Linked DNA regions of Homo sapiens: all the other regions are linked to region 4. The links are chromatin contacts, found by Hi-C or POLR2A ChIA-PET in ENCODE. All regions are on one chromosome and are shown on one strand. Each heading gives the region's core, a stretch centred on a gene start or an enhancer-like site at or near the end of the contact. The rest is flanking DNA. Distances are from core to core; before and after follow the strand shown.

Region 1 (2,761 bases), core at 257-2,756, 4.3 Mb before region 4:
TCTGGGTTCTAAAGCCAAGTGGTATGATGTGGACATGAAAATGGGGCACTCATTGCAGAGATACTTTTGACTGGGTTTGAAGTAACAGGAGAGGTCTAAGAGAAACACGAACAGGAATAGGAGAGAGGCAAAACAGAGGGCTGACATCTAGAAACTCTCCTGAGAAAAATAACACTGACTGACGTGGGTAAATCTGAGGGATTATAAAGCAGGCAGAAAACCCCACCAAGGAAATGACGAGATATCCTTCTTTAGATGCCTCCAAAACAGAAGATGTGCTGTTTGGCATAAGTGCCATCCAGGGCACTCAGACCTGACAGGAGAGTCTACAGAGACCCCATAGAACCAAGCAACTGGTGTTCTAAAGCTCTTCCCCTAATGGCCCAGGGCTGAGGAAAAAGCAAAGCCATAACATCCTCAGGGTCACAATAGTACACTGCATAAAAGCCGCTCTGTGCTGGGCACTACGGAGAGCAGAGGAGATGAGAAAGCACTTACACAAGTGGAGATGGCCCCCACACAAGGGGAAGACAGTTGGGAGGGCCTCAGTGCTGACCACAGTGTGGCCCCACCACGACTCAGACTCCAAGGCCCAGTTTCTATTCCCCAAAGTTGGTCACCTTAGCCCACCATACTCAGCATATTTCTCAGAACTGGGATTTCTCAAAACTGGTCAGTAAAAACAATTTAAGCAAAGAGGAAAGTGAGGATATCTTGGGTGGTAGAGGGAAAATGGGACCTTTTCCCAAATAGATAGCGAGCATCCTACTTTCGTACATCTTCCCATGGCTCAGGCACAAGAAAGAGTACACTTTTTGGAGAAACGAAAGTTCTGAAGTCCACGTTCACAGACAGCCAAGAACCCAGATCCCTGAGCTCCTCGTCTGAAGCCCCCAGGGCAGGGCTCACATTCACAGCCCGGCTGCCAGGCCGCTCTCAAATGCCCATCCCCGAACACAGCGTTTGCAAAAAAACCGGGCGTGGCTTCCGCCTTCTCAGAGAGGGCTGTGCAGGAACCCCTTCTCCAGGGAAGTCCCAGGACTGGAAAGAAGAACCTGGCGAAGCTAGCAAGCACGACCAGGCCGAGGATCCAACATGGAAGCCCGCGAAGCCCACAGTGGGTGGCGAGCGACAGGGGGAGGGGCGGGGACTCACTGGGTCCCCCCAAGCCGGGTTTAACCTGTCCACGATCGGCGGGGCAAGGGGTCACGAGGGTGAGACAGCACTCCTGCTGCGGTGTGGAGGGGCAGACAGGTAAGCCCCAGGCCACCTGCCTGGGCACCGCTCCGCGCTCGCGCTCCCGCTCCCCCCGAGTCCCCCGCTCGCCCCAGACAGACCCACCCCTGAGGCAGCCCCTGGCCCGACCCTGGCCCGTCTCGCCGCCCACCAGTCGGTCGGGGACTTCTCGGTGACCACCCGCACGTAGGCCTCTTGCAGCGCTGGCCCGTTCCGGCTCAGGTTCGCCGCCATGGCCCGCCCCGCAGTCTCCGCGCCGCTGCTGTAGCTTCCGGGCCGGGCCGGGCCGCCCCTTTGACAGCCGACAAGCCTCGCCTCCGACAACCGGAAACCCCGCCCCACGGCAGGAAGCGGAAATGGTAGGGGCCAGCCGCACCCGCGGGTCCTAGCGAGCTGTCCGGCCAGCTGGTCTAGCATGCAGGTCCCGCGAATGCCGAAGGACAAGCGGGAGAAGGGAGGACCCGGCCTTCTGTTTGTCCTCAGGGAGGGATCCTGGGGCGCAGACTAGCCCGTCTTCTGGTCCCACCCAAACGGCAGCTCGACTTGGAAGCCTGGCCGCAGGGACCCAGTCCAGCCCCCGCTAGCTGCTCTCACAGCACCGTGCTTATTCTTTTCTAAATCTTGTTATGTCGATGCGCTTATTTGAACGATCTTGGGTTCACTGCAGTCTCCCTCCAGACGAGGTCTTCAGCCTGTTTGTGGACCCTCAACAGTTTGATCTGTGAAAGAAACATGCATAAATGTATGAATACACGAATAAATGAGTGCTAAGTGACGATCACACCGCTACAAACCTAACTGAAAGTGACTGTGCTTTCTCACTCTCACCTGAGTTTTTCCCTCTGCAGTTTGGTCGAGGCCAGGATAGTGGAGGCATGAAGAGAACCTGTCTTGTGCTTCACCTGCACATCTGGCTGGTCGCCCCTAGAAGGTGTCAGTAATTCCTCAATCTGCTCCCCTCCTCCTGGGAGCACCAGTTTTTCCATCCACAAATCTGCATACACTTGACTGAACTAGCTTCTTATCTGTATGATAGAGAAACATGCCAAAGCGCAAGGCAGCTCACGGCTTATTTCCTCCCATGGAGAATAACTCCCCTGCCTCCTTAAAATATAAATCCTGCCGGGCACGGTGGCTCACGCCTGTAATCCCAGCACTTTGGGAGGCCGAGGTGGACGAATCAAGGGGTCACGAGATCGACACCATCCTGGCTAATACGATGAAACCCCGTCTCTACTAAAACAAAAAATTAGCCAGGCGTGGCGGCGTGCGCCTGTAGTCCCAGCTACTCGGGAGGCTGAGGCAGGAGAATGGCGTGAACCAGGGAGGCAGAGCTTGCACTGAGCCGACATAGCGCCACTGCACTCCAGCCTGGGCTACAGGGCGGGACTCTGTCTCAAAAAAAGTATAGTATATATATACATATATACACACACATAGTATATATATGTGTATATATATACACACACACATAGTGTATATGTATATATACTATGTGTGTATATATGTATACATATATGTATAT
Region 2 (2,732 bases), core at 99-2,598, 3.8 Mb before region 4:
GGTATGCGCTTGACAAGCATGGCATCTTCAGGCCACCTCTGAGGTAGGTACTGTCATCATTATACGATTTTACGGATGAGGAAAGTGAGGCTGGAGAGTCTAACCCCTCCAAAGGCAAACACAGCAAGAAGGGCACGAATATGAACTCAGGTCTGCCCCCAAAGCCAGAGTATTTAACAACTTCTTCAAACTGTTCTCAAGGAAGAGTCGCCAAACCCCACAAAAATCACTCGATCACCCCTCTTCAGCATACAAAATGTAAAGCATCCGAACAGCCTGCACCTGCAACTTTACAGACCAAGTTGTAAGCTCTCTCTACTCCCACAAAAAAAGGGTGGGCTAGCGTGGGGTGGGGGGAGAAGGCAAGAATCGGTTCCCAGCAAAGTAAAAAGCGAGAAAAGGGCCAAGCGCCCACGAAAGAAACCAATCTAAACTCGAAGCAAAGGGACCTAAATGCTTTAGAACTAAAACGGCAGAAAACCAACCAAGAAAACGAAAATGAATTCAGCAGAAGACCGACACAAGGTAACAGAGCGCCGGTGCAAAGGAAGCGGTCACAACGGATGCTGTATTTTATTAAAACCACACAGGCAGACCAAGAAAGTCGCAAGAGTTGAAGGAAAAATGCAAAGTCGGCTCCACAGACCTCTGGTTTTCAGACCCGCTGCTCGGGGTGAAAGGCAGAGCGCGGCCCGCACCTTCTCTCGTTAAATAGCCATTCGAAACGCCACAGAGAACGAAAGGGCTGAGGAAAGTGTCCGCGCCTCCGGGACCGCCATCGAGTTACCACCACTCGCTTGCTGGGCGCGGCGCGTGGAGGGGGCGCTGGTGCGACTCGGCTGCCCTACTTGCCGTCGGCACCCAAGTTTGTGCCAAGTCACAACGCGCGTTATCGGCAGCAGCAACGCCACTTCAGCCTCGCCGCCGCGGCGCCGGCACTTATCGGCGCCCACGTCCCGCCCCGCGCGTCCGGGAAGGTTCCGCGCCGGGCCCCGCCCGTCCTCACCTGCCCAGCTCCCGGCCCGGGCACAGGCTGTAGCCGTCCTGGAAGGGCTCGGTGCGCACCACGGCGCGTATCTCTGTCAGCAGCCCGCGGGCCTGGGGCGGCGGCGGCGGCCGGCACGGCCCGCTCAGACCCCGGCCTGCCCGGCCCGAGCCTGAGGTGGCGCCTGGGGAGGAGCCGCCGCTGCCTGGCTTCTCCAAAGGGATCATGGTGTTCAGGCCCGCTTCTTTCCTGGCCGCCTGTTCACTCCGAGCAGCCGGAGGGTCACGGACCCGCCCCCGGCTCCTAGTGCCGGTCCGCGGAGCCTTCAAACACCCGCTCTCCCCAGCGCGGCGCTCGGACTGCGGCAGGCAGACTACCGGTAGCTCGGGCCCGCCCCGCGCCCCGCGACCGGCCCCGCCCCCGTGACCGCCCCGCGCCTGCCCTGCACCCTGCTTCTGGCCCCGGCCAACCCCTCCCCACGTCCGCCCCGCGCCCGACCCCGCCCCGGCCTCACTCCGTGGCCGCCCGCCCCCTCGCTGAGCTCCCGCGGGGTCCTGAGCGCCCGATGCCTCACGCGCGCCCTCTGCAGCTCAGGGGGAGAAGGTGCAGCTTTCGGGACGGCCCGGAGGCTGGAGGCGACTCACAGCACCACCCTTTGGCCAGGACAGCCTACTGCGTTAGCAGAGTTGCGCACCTGTTGAGCGTCTGAGAGTCACAAAAGCTGACCTTCGGTTAATAAAAGGCATTTGAGCTGTAAGCGGGACTTCACGTGGTGAGGAGGGGAGGGGTCTGGAGGCACTTCGGTTAATAAAAGGCATTTGAGCTGTAAGCAGGACTTCACGTGGTGGGGAGGGGTGATGAGATCCTGATCTCCGTACACTGGGAGAGGGGTCTGGAGGCAGAGTTGTATAAATATTATTAACCCTGCACACCGGCCCTATGAAATAGACACTATTATATTGTCTGTAGTCGTCTCTATATTTACTTTCGAGGTCCTCTCATCCGGTCTTACGACTTTAATTACCATCTATATGCTCATGACTACAGAATTTGTATCTCTAGCTTCCAAATATTCCCTGAACTTCAGACTGGTGTATTTGACTATGCATTTGGCATCTCCACTTACATGTCAAATTAGCATCTCAGACTTAACATACACAAAAGTAAGTTGCTGATTGGTCTTCATGAATGCACTCCTACCCAGCTTTCCCCGTCTCAGTTTTCTTCATCTCCTTCCTTCTAGCTGTTCAGGCCAAAAATCTTGGGATGAGCATTGATTCCTCTCTCATGCTCATCTCCAGTTTGTCAGTAAACCCTCTTGTCTTTTCCTTCAAACTAGATGCGGCGTTTGATCACTTCTCTCTATTTCCACCTTACCACCATGGCCTGAGCCATCGTTATCTCTTACCTGGATTATTGTGATAGTTTACTAACTGGACCACCTGCTTCCATCCTTCTTTCTCCCTAATGTCGCATAGTTCATTTTCAAGGCAATGAGAGTGATCTTTTAAAAATCGAAACCAAATCACACCACTGCTCTACTCAGACTGTCTCAGTGGAGTTTTGCTTCTGGCACTGATATACTAGTTTATTTGTGTTCAATATTCTCACTAAGAAAAAATAGAAAAGTTGACAAAAGTTAAAAATTTCCTCTCCCAGCAAGGACTTGGATGACTGAAATCCTGGAAAGATAGGCAGCTCAGAAAGCCACCACTTTTCCCATGAGGTATTTGATGATTTTAAAGCC
Region 3 (2,700 bases), core at 92-2,591, 3.2 Mb before region 4:
TAGTTATAGAATACTTTTTGAGACCATTTTGTTCTGTTTTCCATTTCCTTCAAATAACAAAAACGTTGGGAAATGCTGTGTTCGTGAGGCTCACACTAGGGGATGCTGAATGTTGGTATTGCCGAGCCATTTCTCTAGGGTCTTTTGTCTACTCATTTCTTCAGAGAAAAATAGGGTTATGGGGAGATAGTGGTAGGGAGCGGTAGAGGGGTGCCTGCATTATGGGAGGGGCAGAGAAGGGGGCTGCTAGCATTGCACTATTCAGTAGGAAAACATCATGGCACCTCTCATCCTTTGTTAGGCTTTGTGTCTGGAATCCCTCTGATGCCCTGTCTTTAGCATCTTAAACTAGTCTTCTGCCTGAACAATTTACTGCCCTCCCTTCTACCTTCAAGGCACCTGAAGCTTTCTGGGGTTCTGCTTTGTGAATCAGTGGCTAAATATCCCCTTCTACAAGCAGTTTGCTCAGTTCTCCTGACACCATCTGCAAAGAGGGTGCTTGGGTTCAGGTAACCTCCCTATGGCTCACTTATCTGTAAAGCATACTTAATATCTCTACCTTTTAGGTTGTTTAAAGGAGTGAACAATGTGTAAAACACTTAGAACAATGTCTGTCACGCTGTAAGGACTGAATAAGTTATTGCTCTTGTCCTCCAAAAATGTGTTGGTATAACCGGTCTGCAGTCATCTCTTCTCTTGTTCTTTTTGCCTTTGTTTGTTCCCTTTGTCATTGCTTTACTGTTATTTGGAGAAGGAGCATTGCTTTACTGTTAAGTTTGGAGAAGGAGCAGGATACACAGGATTAATTATAACTGGAAGTCCTCTTTAATATTTTAAATTAGCTTTACTTTCTTACAGCCCTAATCTTTCTGGGTGACTCTGGACACTCTACTACAGTAATATGAATATGGCAGCCCCTCGGAAGCCATGCAATCATTTCTTCTCTTCAGAAGGACAGCACACTTTCTTTGGAGGGCCCAGGACAATGCAGTGGAAAGTGCTTTGGCTTGGAGGCAGAAGTCCCAGAGGCAGTACTTCTCAGCTGTCACCTCTGACAAGCTTCTCCAGCGTTTCTTCTGTTAAAATGAGCCCCCAAAATGCCTACGACCCGGTTGCGATCGAGTGGCCGACGCCCCCAGTGGGAGTGAGGCCCAGCACGCGAGCTCGGTCCCTCTTCCTGGAGCCAGGTGGGTGCGCGCCTTCAGGCTCACCCGGCGGCGCAAGCGGGAGAAGCCAGGTGCCCTCAATAAACATGGCCGCCACGCCAGCGTCAACCCGGCTCGGGAGGCCGCGCTGCCGCTTGGGAATCGCAGGTTTGGCGTCACCCGGCCCGGAACCACGTGATGCAGGAGGTGCCCGAGGCGGCGGGGCTCGCGCGGGTGGAGCCGCCTCGGCGTTCGAGCGGGGTGGGGGCTGCCCGGTTGAGATTTCCCGGCGGGTCCCGGCCTCTGCGTGCACGCGCCTGCGTGCTCGCGCTCGCGGTTCTGGCGCTGCCGGTGAGGAGCCGGGGAGCGAGGCGGGGAGGCTGGGAGCGGGGCGCCTCTTCTGAGGCCAGAGGGGGCTGGGCAGGGCCGGCCCGGCGGGAAGGGGGTCGGCCGCGCGCTATCAGCGCCTGGTCCCTGAGCCGCGGCGCTGGCGGTGGGGGCTTTTCGGCCCCGGCCCCTCCTGGCAGGGCCCGGCTGTGCAGGTGGCCGGGCAGGGCCGAGGGCCCCGCAGCCCACCGAGAAGGCCCCGCCGGCCTCTGGCCCGCCCACCCGGCGACCTGCGCTGGGGCCGCTTGCACGGCCGCCGCGGGTTGCAGCCTTGGAGTTTAGTTTCATCTTCGGATTTTCCTTCAGAGTCGGAGTGGGAGTGGGACGCAAGTTGGTGGTCTTCTTCGGTCTTTTAAAATAGTCTGGGTTGACGTCAAATGCAGAAATGAGGCAGTGTTGATTTTTTTTGGCGTAAGTACCCCAAGCCTCGGGGGAAATCATGAGGCAGCCGGTTGAAGGAGACCAACTCGGGAAGGAGGAAAAGGTTAGGGAGGCTGAAGTGCTCAGTTTAGGACAGACACTTGCTTTGGACAGTTTGCTAACTAGCCAGTCTGTGTGTATTTTTGTTTTCGGCATTTTTGTCGCCTTTATTAAAATTTCTCAGCAGTTAAACAGGCCGCTGATAGACATAAGGGAATTATTTATATAGCAGATTGCCCAACTCTTGCATTGTATCCTAACCTAGGACCATGCTGTGTCCCCATGGCTTTCAAGCTGAAGAAATGAAGGTCTAAAGTGTGTCAGACGTACCTAAAGAAGAGTTCAAAAGTGTAGCTGCCATCCTTTCCTTAGCTATCAGAGGAAGCAGTCACTCCAGAATGAGACATACACAAGCCCGGGTTCATAGACTCACCCTCCATAAGCTGTGTTGCTAGATTGAAGTTTTTAATCACCAGTGAAGAATTGATTGTCATAATTTTAGGAGACTACTGAAGTTTGCCTTGTTTCTTTCCCTAGGAAAGGAATAATGCTGACAGCATGTCTGCACATTCCATGCTCTGTGAACGAATCGCCATAGCCAAGGAACTGATCAAGAGAGCAGAATCACTTTCTAGATCAAGAAAAGGTGGCATAGAAGGTGGTGCAAAGCTGTGCAGCAAATTGAAGGCAGAATTAAAATTCTTGCAGAAAGTAGAAGCTGGGAAAGTAGCTATTAAAGAGTCTCATT
Region 4 (2,700 bases), core at 184-2,683:
CAAAGTGCTGGGATTACAGGTGTGTGCCACTGTGCCTGGCCTAGGGTAAATCTATATATAAAAAAACTGATGCCTGGAACGGGAAGGAGACTAGCAAATTAAGGTACAGACCTCTCAAGATCTACTGGAGGGGAGAGTGAAGTGACCAGGGTAAGAGAGAAGCAAGCTGAAGCCCTAGGAATTCCAGAAGTGGGAGGTGAGGTGGAGAGAGGAAGACCAGGAAGCCAGACTAGCTTAAAGAGGAACGAGTTAACAGAAGAATAAGCATTATGACCCAACACAGAATACAAATTTAATAAGAACCCATTTTCTTTATTAAAAATTAAAGACATAATGGCCATTTATTAAAAGCCATGTGTTTGGCACTTTTTGTAGTGGTTTCACATAATTCTAGGGGCATCCCACTGAAGAAGGGTTTACAATCCTCATTCTACAAATGGGGAAGCAGAGGCTCTGAAGGATCTCCTTGTGAATTGCTAATTAGAAGCTCTGGAAATTACCTATGTTCTGACTCAGCCACTTCCTCACTGTGGGACCTGGGGCACGTCACTTCATCTTGAACCCTTGAAAGACACCTGGCAGCTGAGCGACCCCTCTGACTGGGAGTCACAGGACTCTAGGGGTTCTAATGTCCCTCCACTGCACTGTCCCCCTGCCCCCTGCATTCTGTCAACCTTAAACAATGAAGTTCAGAAAATGTAAATAAGCATAGAGTTTATTTAAACACAAAGATTGAGGATGGCCATCCAGGAAAGCGCTGACTCCAAACAAATGATGTCAGCGTTTCCAAGGTGAAGTTAAGGTTTCAATTATATAGACGGAGGCAGGGACATTCCAGCAGGATTACAAATGTGCATGCAAGTTGCATACCTACAACGATGTGGTTGGTTTCAGATTGCTACATTCCAAGGAAGATTATGACTGTGAGGAGGGACAATGATCTAAAGGGGTCTTACCTTGGATGCTACTTGGTCTTCTTAATTATTTACAGCGGAAAAAGGCAGAGGTTGCATCTGCATGCCACATGACTCAGGCTGCATAGCCACATTCCTCTCAAGGCTCGGGATCATGTAAAGTTCCAGCAGCTTTAAGTTGTAATTCTTTTAAGTTTGATTTAATTTAACAGTTCCAAAATCCCTGTTTTACAGGTAAAGAAACTGAGGCCAGCAGCAAGGGCAGGTCTAGCATCCAGGTTCCCTCTTAAGTACCTCTGATTCTGAAGCGGAACCTGCTTACAGAACATCACGGGCGGCTTCAGGGTCTATATAAGAAAAACAGATGCCCAAGCGGGAAGGAGACTAGGAGGCCGTGTTGAGAAAACCAGACCCAGCCACTGGCCTTGAAGTCCGGATGGAAGCTTGGCGCTTGCCTCGCCTCGTCTTCCTTCCGCCCTGGTGCTGAGCGGCTAGTCCAGAGCCGGCAGGATCTGCGCTTCCGGTTTCCGGGTTCTCCGGGTGTAGCCGCCTCTGCCCCGGGGGATCCCCTCTCCTCCAGCAGGCCGGGGAGGCCTACGTGGGCGGCTTCGTTGCAGCCAGCTTGCCGTTGTCACGGAAATCTCCTCCGGCGTCTCCAGGGACCACAGCGGGAGAGGAAATAGCCACCAACGAGATAGCGGGGGTCTCGTGACGTCACGGTAGCTGGGCAGGCTTCACAGCGTTAGCCCGCGAGCTCAGCCGATCCCTGGAGTCTCAGGCCGGGGGTTGGGGTTCTGCTACAGGGCGAGGAGTAAGAGTGGCAGTCTGAGAGACGCAGCTTCGTCGCCTCCAGGGTGTCCCAAGGCACCTCCTATCAAGTTCCTCCAAAATGCACCTCTCCCCTCCCCCTCACGTGCTCCTCCTGAATTCCATTTCGATGCAGGCACCGCTGTCTACTGTAAGAGGAGCGGCCCTTGGGTGGGGGAGAGTGGAAGAGGAACTGTCGTTGGCAGAGAAGACTTCAGGAGAAATCCGGTCCCTGGCTTTCGCTTCTGCAGGGCCAGGCCGAGTGGGGTTCAGGCAGCGATGGGAGCTCAGGAGAAGAAGGGCTTTTCCTAACGGGGGAGGGTGGGAAAGGGAAGTGCCACCCTGGAAAACTGCTCCACTAGTTGCAGTGTGCATGGCGGGAAGGAGGAGAATTGGCTAGAGCTGAGCTGCAGGGAGCCTGAATGACACCTTGTCTTGCTGCAGATGGCCCCAAACCCTGCGGTGCTCTTCCGCAGGTGGTCATAGGACCTGGCTCAGTCCAGCTTGAGGAGGGTCCCCGGAAGGAAGTCATTCCTCCTTCCCTTCTCAGAATTAATAAGAACCAACTATGAGCCAGGTCCTTTTCCAAGGCCTGGGGATGCAGTAATGAATAAGAGAATAAGGTTCCTGCCCTCAAGGAGACTGGCTCTAGGACGTGTTAAAACTTAAATTCCAAACTCTCCACCCCAGCCTCTGCTCTGGAAGTGATCGTTTGTACTGAACAAAGTGAACAGATTATAACCAGACATGGCCCTAGAAAGGGTATCCATTCTTGATGGTGCCCTGACCATATCTGGAAACCTGCTCCTTTGCAGTGCTCGGGGCTGAGGTCTTTGGGCCGCCTCCTGAGGCCCCAGCTTGGTGTCCATCCTGTCCCATCCTCTCTGTATGTTCTCTTCACCTTCAGTTTCTGCTTCAAGGATTCCTCCAGAAAGAACGGGGCTGGGCTGGAAGTGGTGTATCCTAATCTCTCGTCCCC
Region 5 (2,873 bases), core at 232-2,731, 4.9 Mb before region 4:
CCCACCCACGTAGCTACCCTTGGTCACCACATTACTGCCACCTTGTCTAAATAATCCGCGGCGCGGGTGGGGCAGGCTCCGGTCTCCTTGCTGCATGGAGCCACACCCATGCTCAAAGGCCCTCGCACAGCTGATAAGTTGATGAGGCCCAGCACTATCCACACAACCTCACTTACTAAGTTCTGACACTGACAATGCTTTTTAATTGCTATAAATATCAACTACAGGGCACCATGTAACCAAGGAACACCGGCGTATGGCTCTTCTTTCAGCTCATTCTAATCCAGCCAAGCTGATAAAAAGTCAGCTGCTGGGCACCATGTGACCAGCCAGCCTGGAGTTCAGCCGGCGCTGCTGTAAGGGGCAGGCCTCCCATCCCGGCCTCAGTGTAGACCAACAACTCATTCTTTTCCTGCACACAAGACAGGGCAGGCCTGCATGACCTCTACCACTCCTTCCAATGCTGCCCAGGAAATGGTCCTAAACGTGTGGGCCAGAGCTTTTCCTGAAAATATCCTAAGAACAAGATTTAAAACCCATATGTGTGACTACCCTGTATGTCCAAACAGGGTACTCCCTATTGGGGAGACTTGTGGATGGAATGCCCACCTCCAGAGCCTTCAGCAAATGATTCATGCTGTTGGGCTAAGCACAAGTCTCCAAAGAAAATGTGCAGATGGTAGAGCTGGACTCTGGACCCTCCATCAATGCAGGCCTTGCTCAGACCTTGCCCAGGCCAGAGTACCACTTACCACCATTCTGCCTATGAAGCAAAAACAAGGTAGGGCACTGTGATCCAGGCCTGGTGACCTGCCACTACAAGCTGTTTATACTGAGGCCAGTTAAGAATGGGCTTCTATTTAGGTATTCTTCAATTAAGGAAACCACATGCTCCATTATAGCAATGCTTAGTCATTATAGGTGACAGAATATTTCTAAACAATCTCTATTATCTTCTGTCTGTACAGGTGTGTAAATAAAACATCAATAAACTTCCAAGATTAGCAAAGAACAGCTGCTTCAGCTCTGCCCTATGGAATCTACTGATATCAGAATGATATTTGCTGGGATTCTGCACTAGACTAAAGGTGGCTGCTCTATCAGGTCATTATGAAAAGAGCTGTGGAGGGCTGTCCAGTGGCCATGCCTTTTCCTCTCCCCAAACGGATGTCCCTAAGGGTTGTCTGTGACTTGCTCTAACCAAGGTAATGGCGTGGGGAGTAGCAGTGTACGGTCTGGACCTAGGCCTCAAAGGCCCCACAGCCTTTCTTTTCCCTGTCTGGAGCTACTCTGGGACTTTGTGCAGGAATCGCTCCGGCCTACTGGAGGATGGCAGGGCCCAGTGAACAGCCAGCACAAACTGCCAGACACATCAGAGGCCTTCATGGCTTCTAGCCTGGTGTGAGCCTCAGCTCCAAGGGAGCTGGCAGTGGGAGGAGTGGGGAAACCTAGCCAACCCACAGAGTCATGAGACATGCTACACTGGTGCCAAGTTTTGAGGTGGTTTGTTATACAAACATTCATGGAAACCAGACTTTTTACTGCATGAAAAGATGACATCCAAGATACTGTGACCCCTTTCTCACGCAGTCTTTCTGACACACCTCAGGAAATGAGAACGCTTCAAACTACCCAGATCTGCACACAATGGCACATTTTATCAGCTCTCAGAATTGCAACTCTCAAGGAGGTGAGGAAGACCCACAGTCTGGGGTCACCTGTGGTCGTCTGGTTGAGGCCTCATCTGTCCTCAATAATTATGCAACCCTATTTGGGGGAACCCCAGCCCAGCTACACAAAGCATCTGCTCCAGGGTTTCAGAGGGAATACCACGTGACTGACCACTCAAAGAGAGGGTTCTAAAGGCTATCTCCTCACCTCACGATCCAATCATGGACGCGAAGAGATATGAGAATCCCAAAGTCCTCAAACCTCCCTCCAAGGGAGTCTTGGATGGGGAGGGGAGCCAGAGAACAGTAACCTAGAGACTAAACAGACTATTTTTTAATAACATGATGACTTCATCTAAAAAACCGGCACTAACCTTTTAGTAATTTCTCACCGCCACCCAGCTTCAGACTGTGCGGGGAAGCTGAGCCTGCCTCTGACTTACAAAGCATGGCTCTTTCATTTCCTCAAAGGCAAGCACCTGTGGCCACCTGTGCTACAGAATGGAACTCACTGGAACAATTTGCTCCTTTTCACTCTTGGAGTCTACTTTCCCATTGAGGGTTTTTTTTTTTTTTTTTTTTTTGACACAGAGTCTCGCTCTGTTGCCCAGGCTAGAGTGCAGTGGCTCAATCTTGGCTCACTAAAAGCTCCGCCTCCCAGGTTCACGCCATTCTCCTGCCTCAGCTTCCCAAGTAGCTGGGACTACAGGGGTGCGCCACCATGCCCGGCTAATTTTTTGTATTTTTAGTACAGACAGGGTTTCACCATGTTAGCCAGGATGGTCTCGATCTCCTGACCTCGTGATCTGCCCACCTCAGCCTCCCAAAGTGCTGGGATTACAGGCGTGAGCCACTGTGCCTGGCCCCATTAAGGTATTTTTGATCTCTCTCCCCTTTCAATTTCTGACATTAAACAAAATTTTTTTTTTCTTAAAGTACAGTACAAAAGGATAATCATTAAAAACATCCACCAGGCGGATCATGAGGTCAGGAGATTGAGACCATCCTGGCTAACATGGCGAAACCCCGTCTCTACTAAAAATACAAAAAATTAGCCAGGCGTGGTGGCACGCGCCTATGGTCCCAGCTACTTGGGAGCCTGAGGCAGGTGAATCACTTGAACCCGGGGAGGCGGAGGTTGCAGTGAGCCGAGATCGTGCCATTGCACTCTAGCCTGTGTGACAGAGCGAAAGTCCATCTCAA

The links. Hi-C counts contacts between places; a loop is a spot of excess contacts on that map. ChIA-PET counts read pairs that join two places held with the same protein, here RNA polymerase II (POLR2A). Pooled maps may share reads with other maps.
Region 1: a loop to region 4 is called in a pooled map, with 2.4 times the contacts of the local background. The contact joins the promoter of DBNL here to the promoter of LINC00265 in region 4. A Hi-C loop is called at or near these places in 1 of 50 pooled maps. POLR2A ChIA-PET finds 5 or more read pairs at or near these places in 2 of 52 experiments (B cell and OCI-LY7).
Region 2: a pooled map shows a loop between it and region 4 (5-fold over the local background). The contact joins the promoter of STK17A here to the promoter of LINC00265 in region 4. A Hi-C loop is called at or near these places in 4 of 50 pooled maps. POLR2A ChIA-PET finds 5 or more read pairs at or near these places in 2 of 52 experiments (CD8-positive, alpha-beta T cell and RWPE1).
Region 3: a pooled map shows a loop between it and region 4 (7-fold over the local background). The contact joins the promoter of C7orf25 here to the promoter of LINC00265 in region 4. A Hi-C loop is called at or near these places in 7 of 50 pooled maps.
Region 5: a loop to region 4 is called in a map with no recorded cell type, with 6 times the contacts of the local background. The contact joins the enhancer-like site here to the promoter of LINC00265 in region 4. A Hi-C loop is called at or near these places in 2 of 37 single-sample maps with no recorded cell type and 4 of 50 pooled maps.

The regions. Positions count from the first base shown.
Region 1 is chr7:44,043,447-44,046,207 of GRCh38, reverse strand. DBNL (drebrin like) reads right to left here and starts at 1,506. Exons shown (of 13, transcript NM_001014436.3): 1 at 1,388-1,506. The coding sequence starts at 1,470. LINC00957 (long intergenic non-protein coding RNA 957) reads right to left here. Exons shown (of 3, transcript NR_072982.1): 3 at 1,912-1,955. RefSeq lists an enhancer at 808-1,308 and a silencer at 1,247-1,466.
Region 2 is chr7:43,581,724-43,584,455 of GRCh38, reverse strand. STK17A (serine/threonine kinase 17a) reads right to left here and starts at 1,348. Exons shown (of 7, transcript NM_004760.3): 1 at 1,007-1,348. The coding sequence starts at 1,212. RefSeq lists enhancers at 259-368, 499-548 and a silencer at 949-1,728.
Region 3 is chr7:42,910,711-42,913,410 of GRCh38, reverse strand. C7orf25 (chromosome 7 open reading frame 25) reads left to right here and starts at 1,341. Exons shown (of 2, transcript NM_001099858.2): 1 at 1,341-1,496; 2 at 2,490-2,700. The coding sequence starts at 2,511. RefSeq lists a silencer at 1,510-1,769 and enhancers at 1,118-1,814, 1,815-2,512.
Region 4 is chr7:39,732,301-39,735,000 of GRCh38, reverse strand. It overlaps LINC00265 (long intergenic non-protein coding RNA 265), which reads right to left and starts at 1,433. Exons shown (of 12, transcript NR_026999.1): 1 at 957-1,433. RefSeq lists enhancers at 1-209, 1,401-1,480, 414-1,613, 1,771-1,840, 1,931-2,030.
Region 5 is chr7:44,632,634-44,635,506 of GRCh38, reverse strand. All of the region lies in intron 2 of OGDH (oxoglutarate dehydrogenase), which reads right to left. Among named protein-coding and RNA genes, the nearest start is that of OGDH, 27 kb to the right of the region's middle. RefSeq lists a silencer at 1-150 and an enhancer at 1,327-1,376. Within about 2 kb of position 1,481, at least 31 of the 41 ENCODE cell types and tissues checked have a DNase peak (open chromatin) inside an H3K27ac peak, as active enhancers do.